Linked DNA regions of Homo sapiens: region 2 is linked to region 1. A link is a loop called in an ENCODE intact Hi-C map of the cell type or tissue named here. Cell type or tissue: lower leg skin. All regions are shown on one strand. Each heading gives the region's core, and the rest is flanking DNA. Links, peaks and the distances in the headings are about the cores only.

Region 1 (5,386 bases), core at 320-5,319:
GCTAGCCATATGTAGAAAGCTGAAACTGGATCCCTTCCTTACACCTTATACAAAAATTAATTCAAGATGGATTAAAGACTTACATGTTAGACCTAAAACCATAAAAACCCTAGAAGAAAACCTAGGCAATACCATTCAGGACATAGGCATGGGCAAGGACTTCATGTCTAAAACACCAAAAGCAATGGCAACAAAAGCCAGAATTGACAAATGGGATCTAATTAAACTAAAGAGCTTCTGCACAGCAAAAGAAACTACCATCAGAGTGAACAGGCAACCTACAGAATGGGAGAAAATTTTTGCAATCTACTCATCTCACAAAGGGCTAATATCCAGAATCTACAAAGAACTCAATCAAATTTACAAGAAAAAAACAAACCCATCAAAAAGTGGGCAAAGGATATGAACAGACACTTCTCAAAAGAAGACATTTATGCAGCCAACAGACACATGAAAAAATGCTCATCATCACTGGCCATCAGAGAAATGCAAATCAAAACCACAATAAGATACCATCTCACACCAGTTAGAATGGCGATTAAAAAGTCAGGAAAACAACAGGTGCTGGAGAGGACGTGGAGAAATAGGAACACTTTTACACTGTTGGTGGGACTGTAAACTAGTTCAACCATTGTGGAAGACAGTGTGGCAATTCCCCAAGGATCTAGAATTAGAAATACCATTTGATCCAGCCATCCCATTACTGGGTATATGCCCAAAGGATTATAAATCATGCTGCTATAAAGACACATGCACACATATGTTTATTGCGGCACTATTCACAATAGCAAAGACTTGGAACCAACCCAAATGTCCATCAACGATAGACTGAGTTAAGAAAATGTGGCACATATATACCATGGAATACTATGCAGCCATAAAAAAGGATGAGTTCATGTCCTTTGTAGGGACATGGATGAAGCTGGAAACCATCATTCTCAGCAAACTATCACAAGGACAAAAAACCAAACACCGCATGTTCTCACTCATAGGTGGGCAACGAACAATGAGAACACTTGGACACAGGAAGGGGAACATCACACACCGGGGCCTGTTGTGGGGTGGGGGGAGGGGGGAGGGATAGCATTTGGAGATATACCTAATGTAAATGACTAGTTAATGGGTGCAGCACACCAATATGGCACATGTATACATATGTAACAAACCTGCACGTTGTGCACATATACCCTAGAACTTAAAGGAGAATAAAAATATATACATATAAAAAAAAGATCACCTGCTAACAAGGTTGCAATTTGGCAGTTTCTTGTAAAATTAATACTTACCATATAACCTATCAATCCTACTCCCAGGTATTTATCAAAATAATAACATATGTCCATACAAATACCTGTATGGGAATATTTATAACAGTTTTACTTATTAATAATTACCAAATACTGGAAGCAATCCTAATGTCCATCAGCTGATGGTACATCCATTCAATAGAATAGTACGCAGCAATGAAAAGAAATGAGCTACTGTTACATACAACAACATGGTTAAATCTCAAAAGCAATATGCTAAGTATAACAAGCCAGACAAAAAGTGCTATGTATGTTATAATTTCATTTATGTGACATTCTGGATAATGCAGAATCAGAAAACAGATCATTTCATTAGTTGCTATGGGCTGGAAGTGGGGAAGGGGCATTGACTACAATGAGGTACAAGAGATACTTTCTGAGCTAATGGAATCATTCTACATACTTATTGCAGTAAGTACATGATATGGTTTGGCTGTGTCCCCACCCAAATATCATCTTGAATTATAACTCCCATAATCCCCACGTGTCATGGGAGGGACCCCATGGTGGGTAACTTAATCATGGGGGTGGGTTTTCCTGGGTTGTTCTCATGATAGTGACTGAGTCTGACGAGATTTGATGGTTTTATAAAGGGGAGGTTCCCCTGCACATGCTCTCTTGCCTGCCGCCATATAAGACACGACTTTGCTCCTCCTTTGCCTTCCACCATGATTGTGAGGCCTCCCCAGCCAAGTGGAACTGTGAGTCAATTAAACCTCTTTTCTTTGTAATTAGCCTCAGATATGTCTTTATTAGCAGAATGATAACAGATTAATACAGTACAGAACTTTATATTTTCAAAACTCTTGGAACTGTACACCTAAAAGAGGTGAATTTTACCATTTTCCCCGGTAAGACGGGAAATGATTCGTCCAAGGCCTGGGGCTAATTCCAAGTTGGAAGCGAGGCAGCACCTCAGGCCTTCTGCCCTTCAGGCTACCTGTCTGGCAGGGGAATCCCAAGAACAAAAATCCGAGGTCCCGTAACTTTCATGGGAGTGAGAAGTGGCTAGGGAAGGCTGAGGAGGGGAGGGGTCTGGAAAGTCTGGAGAACGCCTGGGACGCAGGGCGAGGACGAGGACGAAAAGAGGGGACGCCCCGGTTAGCCCCCATGTCCCTCACACTTTGACCCCACAATCTCTGCGAGGACCTCTGACCTTGGTGCACTCCGGGTCCCACGTTTATTCTACCTCCATTCCCCGCCAAGACCCCGCGTCCAACTCACAGACCCCGCCGCCGCTGAGGGGCTCCATACCCAGCTTGAAGCCGCCCGCACTCTCCATGCGCCGCCCGAGCTGTTGCCGTCCGTTGCCACGGTAACCACGGAGCCGCACAGCCTAGCAAGCCGCGCGATGATTGGAGGAGGCAAGCGTCAATAGCAACCACCGCCCCAGCTGCTAGGTGCAAAAGAATTTGGTTTCCAAGGATTCTTCGGACACCACCTCTCCCCAAAGCCACACTTCGCCAGGCCTAGTTCTTTAAAGATGCTTCGTGCATTATCTCATTGAACACCTGCCTCCTGCCTCCCAGTGTTGCTGTGGAAATCTCTTATCTCTACAGGAATTTTTAACCTGTGGTCCTTTGACCTCTTCAGGAGGTCCACGAACCCCCTTAAGTTATAAGCAAAAGTTTGTGGCCATTTACCCGGTCAGATGGTCCATAGCTGTAGATTCTCAAAGGAGCTGGAACCAAAACTCAGGTTGCCCCATGCCCGAGACGGCGCAAGAGTATAAATCCCACATCCATTAACCCCATCTTCCTTCTCAGAGAAACCAGACAAATAGAGTGTGGTTCTTCCTAGACTTCATTTACATTTATTCAAACCATGACTTGAGACATCTCCCAAATGCTTTAACTCTTGACCTTCAGTCATTCATTCATTTAATAAATATCTATTGATCACTAATTGTGGGTCATATATTTGTCATAGGGACACTTTTCTCAGCATTGAAAGATAGCAATTGTCAAGGCAATTTCATAGAAGCATAAACAAGATCATTTCAGGTTGTGGTACTAAACAAAATGTCAGGATGTGATAGGAAGTGTCAAGGGTGATGAGCCCAGTAGACAGGTGGTTAGGGAGGGTGTCTTTGAGGAGACAGTTGCGTTTGAGCTGAGACATGGGAAGATACCAGCTATAGAAGAGCAAGGGAGAGGGTGGGCAGCACAAGAAAAAGGAATAGAAAGTTACAGGCAGAAATGAGTTTGGAGAATTCGAGAAAATGAAAAGTCAATGTGGCTGCCTCAAAAAGACACACTCAGATTGCCCTTCCCTGGCTCTTCACAATACTGTCTCCTTCTCCTCCGTACTTCCTTGCTCTGTCCTCCATCACACTCTCTCATGTCACCTTATTTATTTCCTTCAAAGCTCTTGTAACTTTTTATTGTCTGTGAGCTCCATGAGAACAGAGACTGTGTCCCCCTTATAGTATCCCCAGCACCTAAAATAGTAACTGGCCTGGCGTGGACACTAAATAAATATTTGTTGATTGCATGAATCTACACATCACAATACTAGGAACTGTGGTTGACTGGGAGATACAACAGATAACAAGATGAAGATGCTTCCTCCTTTGTGAACCTTAAATGCTTGTGGAATAATTTAATTACAAACTATGTGGGCCAACTAATTGCGTGCAGAATTGAATGATTTAGACTGTAAGTGCTGTGGGGAAACATTGAAGGATTCCCTTGGTAATGTCTTCATTCTTTCAATTATATTTAGTTCAATTTCACAATATTGAATGCCTACTCTATGCCAAACACTGTTGTTTATAACAATGAACAAGACAGACACCAACTTTGCCTACAGAACTTACAGTCTACTGCTGTACTACTGCTCCACTACAGTTGCCTCTCATCATTTATGGCTATCGACCACTGAATGTGTAGCTGGTCCTAAATGGAATGTGGAGTAAGTGTAGACTCCAAATTTCAAAGACCTAGTGTAAAACAAGAATGTAGAATATCTCATTAGTATTTTTAAATTGATTTCATATTGAAATGATAATGCTTCAGATATATTATGTTAAATAAGATATATTATTAAAACTCATTTCACCTGTTTTTTTCTTTTTTTAAATCTGGCTGCTAGAAAGTGTTAAATTACATATGCACCTTGTATTATATTGCTAGTGGACTGTGCTGGTCTAGTGGGAGCTTAATGCTATTTGAATAAACAAGTGAAATCTCATTACAGATGTTAAAATAGACATTTTGGTAGAGGCATGATAAATAGCAAATTTCAAATAAAGAACATAGATGAAGAATTTAGAAGTAAAACAAGTTAGGCAACTCTTAAATCTTCCGCACACTGAGTGTATAAAAGAGTCAGGAGAAGGCCGGGTGCAGTGGCTCACGCCTGTAATCCGAACACTTTGGGAGGCTGAGGCGGGTGGATCACCTAAGGTCAGGAGTTCAAGACCAGCCTGGCCAACATGATGAAACCCCATTTCTACTAAAAATATAAAAAATTAGCTGGGCATGGTGGCGGCGGGGGGGGGGGGGGGGTGCCTGTAATCCCAGCTACTTCAGCTACTTGGGAGGATGAGGCAGGAGAATAGCTTGAATCCAGGAGGCGGAGGTTGCAGTGAGCCAAGATCACGCCATTGCACTCCATCCTGGGTGACAAGAGCGAAACACCGTCTCAAAAAAAAGGGGGGGAGGGGCCAGGAGTGGGGGATTTAAGAGGATTTCTAAAGAAGATCTTCATGAAGGATTTCTTCAAAAAGAGCTGAGCTGTGAGTCCCACCTCCAAATCTCCAGTCAAAAGAAAAGGGCTTTGAGGAAGCCACTGGGTGTTTAATATGTGGCATCTACAGTTCAGAGGGCACAGTGGGCTTGTGTCTGAATCCTACCTGGAAATGCTAAAAAGGGCAAGAGATATGCTCACTAGTCAGCAGTCAGCAGTGCAAAGAAGAACTGCTTGGTTAGGAACAACCCTCCTTCTTCCCCTAGGATTTACAGATAAAAGATGTGTGAGTGCTTTCTATGAAGGAGATGAAGTTCATTCAAGAGAGATTGTACAGGGTCATTTTAGACCCTTTCCATCTCTTAGATAGAGGTTTCAGAAAAGGAAAA
Region 2 (5,386 bases), core at 57-5,056, 65 kb after region 1:
ACAGATTCTTGCACTTCGCTGGTATCTGACAAATGTTAGCTGCTCCAAAAAAAAAGTCCGTTCTTTTTTGGAAGATAAGGTGCTAAATTCAGACCCTCCATGAAGAGTTTTCTCTCTTCTGCTATTTCCTTTTATATTCAAAATCCTTAATAGAGCAGAAGAGGAAAGGGGAGGGGAGAGACTAAGAAGAAAAAAGGGAAAAAAGAGAAAACAATTGAGGCCAAATGATTTCATATCTGCTACAGAGAAGCTGTCGGATATATCTGCTTTCTGTCTTCAACAATTTGGACAGGTTTCAAAGAATAGAAAGAAGACAGGCTATAAAATGAATGAACACATGAATCAACACAAAGGCATTTCAAAACCATAGTATGGAATGATAAAGGCAAGTTGCAGAACAATTTTACATTGCCTTAGCATTTTTGTAATGTTTAAAAACATGTGAAACAATTCTGTTTAGTATTCATTTATATAAATATAGTAAAAATATAAAGACGTGGATGAAGAGGATACACACCACCCTCTGAAGAGTGGTAACCTCCAGGGAGAAGGAGAGAATTCAGGATGGGAAGAAGGCATAAAATGAACACCAACTGTATCTGTAATAATTGTATTCTTTTCATTAATCTCTGATGCAATGGCAAAATGCTAGTACAGATGGCCCTCTGTATCTCTGGCTTCTACATCTGTGGATTCTGCCAATCACAGAAATATTTGGAGGAAAAAATCTATGTGGCATCTGTAGTGAACATGTACAGACTCTTTTTCTTATCATTATTCCCTAAACAATACAGCATAGCAACTAGTTGCACAGTATTTACATCGTATTAGGTATTACAAGTAATCTAGAGATGACTGAAAGTATATGGAAGGAAGTGCATTGGTTATATGCAAATACTCCACTATTTTATATAAAGGACTTGAGCATCCATGGATTTTGGTATGCTGGTAGGGAGGTCCTGAAACAAATCCCTCATGGATACTGAGGGATGCCTACTTTTAAAATCTAGGTAGTGAATACATGGGTGTTATACTTTTCTCTTTACTGAATGTTTGAAATATTTCCTTAAAATGTTAAACATAATAAAGGGGACTATCTGCCCCATTCCTAAATCCATTCAATCTCCCGTACATTTTAGAAATTCCTTATTTGCTCAGTTAAATTACATGTAGGAATGATTTCCAGGAATGAGTATGCATCCTAGACTCAATTTGAAAAGAGTATAATGAATTTATTAAAGATCAGTTATGTATTTGTGTTACATTTACATTGCCAAAATATATTCCAGATTCCAAAACATCTAGGTTGAATGTCACACATATTATCATGTCATTGTTAGGTTTTTATTTTGTTTAATTTTATTAATAATCAATAGTAATAGTAATACCACATTTTAAGGCAAGGGTGCTTTGTACTTTACAAACTGCTTGGGTATGCATTAAGACAGGGGATAACACATTACTGGGTATATACCCAAAGGATTATAAATCATGCCGCTATAAAGACACATGCACACGTATGTTTATTGTGGCACTACTCACAATAGCAAAGACTTGGAGCCAAGCCAAATGTCCAACAATGATAGACTGGATTAAGAAAATGTGGCACATATACACCATGGAATACTATGCAGCCATAAAAAATGATGAGTTCATGTCCTTTGTAGGGACATGGATGAAGCTGGAAACCATCATTCTCAGCAAACTATCACAAGGACAAAAAACCAAACACCACATGTTCTCACTCATAGGTGGGAATTGAACAATGAGAACACATGGACACAGGAAGGGGAACGTCACACACTGGGGCCTGTTGTGGGGTGGGGGGAGTGGGGAGGGATAGCATTAGGAGATATACCTAATGTTAAATGACGAGATAATGGGTGCAGCACACCAGCATGGCACATGTATACATATGTAACAAACCTGCACGTTGTGCACATGTACCCTAAAACTTAAAGTATAATTAAAAAAAAAGAAAATGTGCTTAAGAAGGCAGTAGCTGAAAATGGAAAGAAAGAAAAACACTATTTGCCGTCTTCAAAGAGTTTGATCAATGCTAAATTAAATAATGGAAAATCAAGTGCAAAATTTTTATCAAATACAACCAGTAGCATTTTTATAGAGTTTTTTTTTTGTAATGGGAAATTCAAAAACATAGATTCTAAAAACTAAAAAAAAAAAAAAAAAAAAAAAAAGACGGGATAAAAAATAAGATAGATTTCATTTCAGGGGCCAACTCCAACTGATTGGTGGTGGCTGCCCAGAAAGCTCTGTTGAGACACATTGTGAAGCCACATCTGGACTCAGCAGGGAGGGCAATGATCAGCTAGGGAGGTGTATCAAGGGCAGAGTGATAGAGTGGTATCCTATGTGTGTCCCATTGATATTTCACCTAATAGTTGTATAACCCTGGGCTAGGAAGACATCCCTCTCCCACCAGCTTGTATTGAGGATTACCAAATGAATGTAAAGTACTTAGACAGATTCTTGCACTTAGCCAGTATCTGATAAATGTTAGGCTCTGGAAAAATGTCTGTTCTTTTTTGGAAGATAGGGTGCTATATTTCTAAAATCAACCAGGAACACATTCCTTGTTCTCCTTCTACCTCTCTCACTGCTCCTTCTCAGTCTCCCTTCCCTTAGCCCTTCTATCTTAGTGCTTTCCAGAATTCTTCCTCTTTGATTCTCTTTGATCTTTACTTGTGCCACACTAATCACTGACTGGTTTCATTCTCAACCATAGCAACCTCATATGCCAATGATTCCTTCCCAGCCCCATCCAAGCCAGGTAAAATGCCTCCCCTTCATCTGCATAGCATGCACGTAGCATTGGACTCTAAGTATTCCAACTATTTGTTTATCCATCTATCTCTGCTACTAGACCATGGGCTTTCAAAGGACAAGGCTAGATCTTATTGATCTCTGCACTCCCAGCTTCTGGCACATAGTAGCAATCAATAAATGTTTGTGAAATGAAAGACTGATTTAATGAATGGTGTCCTTATTTTGCAGAAAAGGAAACAGACTCAGAAGTTGGATTTTTCTGAAGGTTGCCTTTTCTCCAAAACCTTCCCATCTTTCCTATAGAACAGGGATTGACAAAAATTCTCTGTAAAGGGCCGATAGTAAAACTTCTGTCTTTGCAGATCATAAGGTCTCTGTCACAACCACTCAACTCTGATGTAACTGTAAGGCAGCCATAGACAATGTGTAAACAGGTGGGTGTGGCTGAATTGCAATCAAACTTTACCGCAAAAACAGGCAGTGGGCTGGATTTGGCTGGTGGATCCTTATTTGTGGAAGCTTGCTGTAGAAGATGATAAATAGACACTCTTGCATGTCTAGTTTCTTTTTCTTTGTTGAACATTCTCTTGTTACCTAGCAAAAGCAGCTCAATGCTCAGTGTGTTAGAAGCCAATACTATGATACTGGGTGTTTGAGAAGAGAATGGCTTTTATTACAAGTTGACAAATGAGAAGAGAGGAGTCCAGCTCAAATCTGTCTTCCTGTGCTGGCTTCAAGGCAGTAATTGCATTAGAAACTGTTTGGGAGTGGATTCTGGGATTAGCCGCTGGTGATTGGTGGAAGGAAAGGGGAGGTCTGGAAGGTCCTTGGGCATGCACAGTTAATGCTTTATACTTCCTGATGGGAAAGTATGCAGCGGAAATTCAGGCTATGATGTCAGCAAGCTCAGTCCATTGCCATATTGGTTCCAACTGATTTCAGATAGTTTTATTATTTTATAAGTGGAGGAAGTTTCAGAGTTCTTTCTCCCCTCCTCCCCTCCTCCCCTCCTTTTTCCTCCCCTGCCTTCCTCTCCCCACCCTTCCCTGCCTTCCTCTCCCCACTCTCCCCTCTCTCCATCTCTCTTTTTCTCCTGGAAACCTTCCATCAACGTTTAGTCATGCATAGCTCTACCATCTTGAAAGTAAGTCTCTCCTCCTCCAATTGTTGCCCTTTCTCTCGCTCTACCTCCTTCACAGTCAAAGTTCTTGATAGGGTTCTGTGTTCACTGTCTCCAGTTCATCATTCCAATAATTTCTCAACTAATGACAAATCTCCTTCTCTTCCATTATATTCCTGAAACGTTCTCCTTGAAGATCCCAAATAACTTCCTATGGTGCTACATCCAACTCAGAATTCTTTGCTCTTTACTAAATCTCTGGCACTCATCAACCCTATTGAAATGAAACATTCTTTTCCGTGGTTCTTGTGACAACATGATCTCCTGATTTTACTCCTGTGGTCATTCTCCTTTAGGCTTCTTTGTTGGCTTTGTAGACCTACAAAGAAGCCTACAGAAGAATGACCATAGGAGGAAACCATGCCCCCAACACTCTGAAGATACAGATTTTTAACAACTAACTCTGCCTATTTGTTAAAAAACTGTATCTTCAGGGTTCTCTGCTAGGCCCTTGACTCTTAGTCTACATACTCCCCTAGGACATATCATCTCATCTCTAGGCCTTTTTTTTTTTTTTTTTTTTTGAGACAGGGTCTAGCTCTGTCGCCCAGGCTGGAGTGCAGTGGCTCGATCTCACCTTATTGCAACCTCCGCCTCCCAGGCTCAAGCGACCCCTCTTCAACCTCAGTCTTCCAAGTAGCTGAGACTACATGTGCACGCCACCATGCCCAGCTAATTTTTGTATTTTTTGTAGAGACAGGGTTTCGCCATATTGCCCAGGCTGCTCTTGAACTCCTAAGCTCGATACCCCTGCCTTGGCCCCCCAAAGTGCTAGGATTACAGCATAAATCACCTCACTGGGCCATCTCTAGGCAATTTTAAATCTAATGATGATCCTCAAGTTTATTTTTCCAACCCAGAGCTCATTACTGAGGCTAGAATCAGCTGGCCAATTGCCTAACAGAATTAGAAATCACCCCTCTTAACCTTACTCACCACATCCAGTTCCATCTTGAAAAAATAATTATCTTGGCCGGGCGTGGTGGCTCACACCTGTAATCTCAGCACTTTGGGAGGCCGAGGAGGGTGAATCATGAGGTCAGGAGATTGAGACCATCCTGGCTAACAGTGAAACCCGTCTCTACTGAAAATACAAAAAATTAGCTGGGCGTGGTGGCAGGCACCTGTAGCCCCAGCTACTCGGGAGGCTGAGGCAGGAGAATGGCGTGAACCCAGGAGGTGGAGCTTACAGTGAGCCAAGATAGTGCCACTGCACTCCAGCCTGGGCAACAGGGCAAGACTCCATCTCAAAAAAAAAAAAAAAAATTATCTCAACCTCACCACCCCAGCCAGCTTTCACCTATTTATCTGCCCCATTTGCAGCAAAACTTCTTGAAAAACTTGTCTATATTTACTGCTCCAATTCCTCTCCAACTCTTTCTCTTAAACTCCCTCCAAGCCGGCTTTCAACTCGACAGC

What was found. A loop is a pair of places that touch in the nucleus more often than their neighbours do. Peaks named below come from ENCODE experiments on the same cell type or tissue, not always from the same donor. Only the 100,000 strongest peaks of a DNase experiment are listed, where the experiment ranks them.
Region 2: it touches region 1 in a loop (9-fold over the local background); 5 of 110 quality-filtered maps call a loop at or near these places.

Annotation. Positions count from the first base shown.
Region 1 is chr16:71,228,099-71,233,484 of GRCh38, forward strand. It overlaps HYDIN (HYDIN axonemal central pair apparatus protein), which reads right to left and starts at 2,624. Exons shown (of 86, transcript NM_001270974.2): 1 at 2,464-2,624. In lower leg skin, for the core only: no CTCF peak of the experiment used is centred there; no DNase peak of the experiment used is centred there.
Region 2 is chr16:71,293,830-71,299,215 of GRCh38, forward strand. All of the region lies in intron 1 of LOC102723786 (a long non-coding RNA gene), which reads left to right. Among named protein-coding and RNA genes, the nearest start is that of CMTR2, 7.1 kb to the left of the region's middle. In lower leg skin, for the core only: no CTCF peak of the experiment used is centred there; no DNase peak of the experiment used is centred there.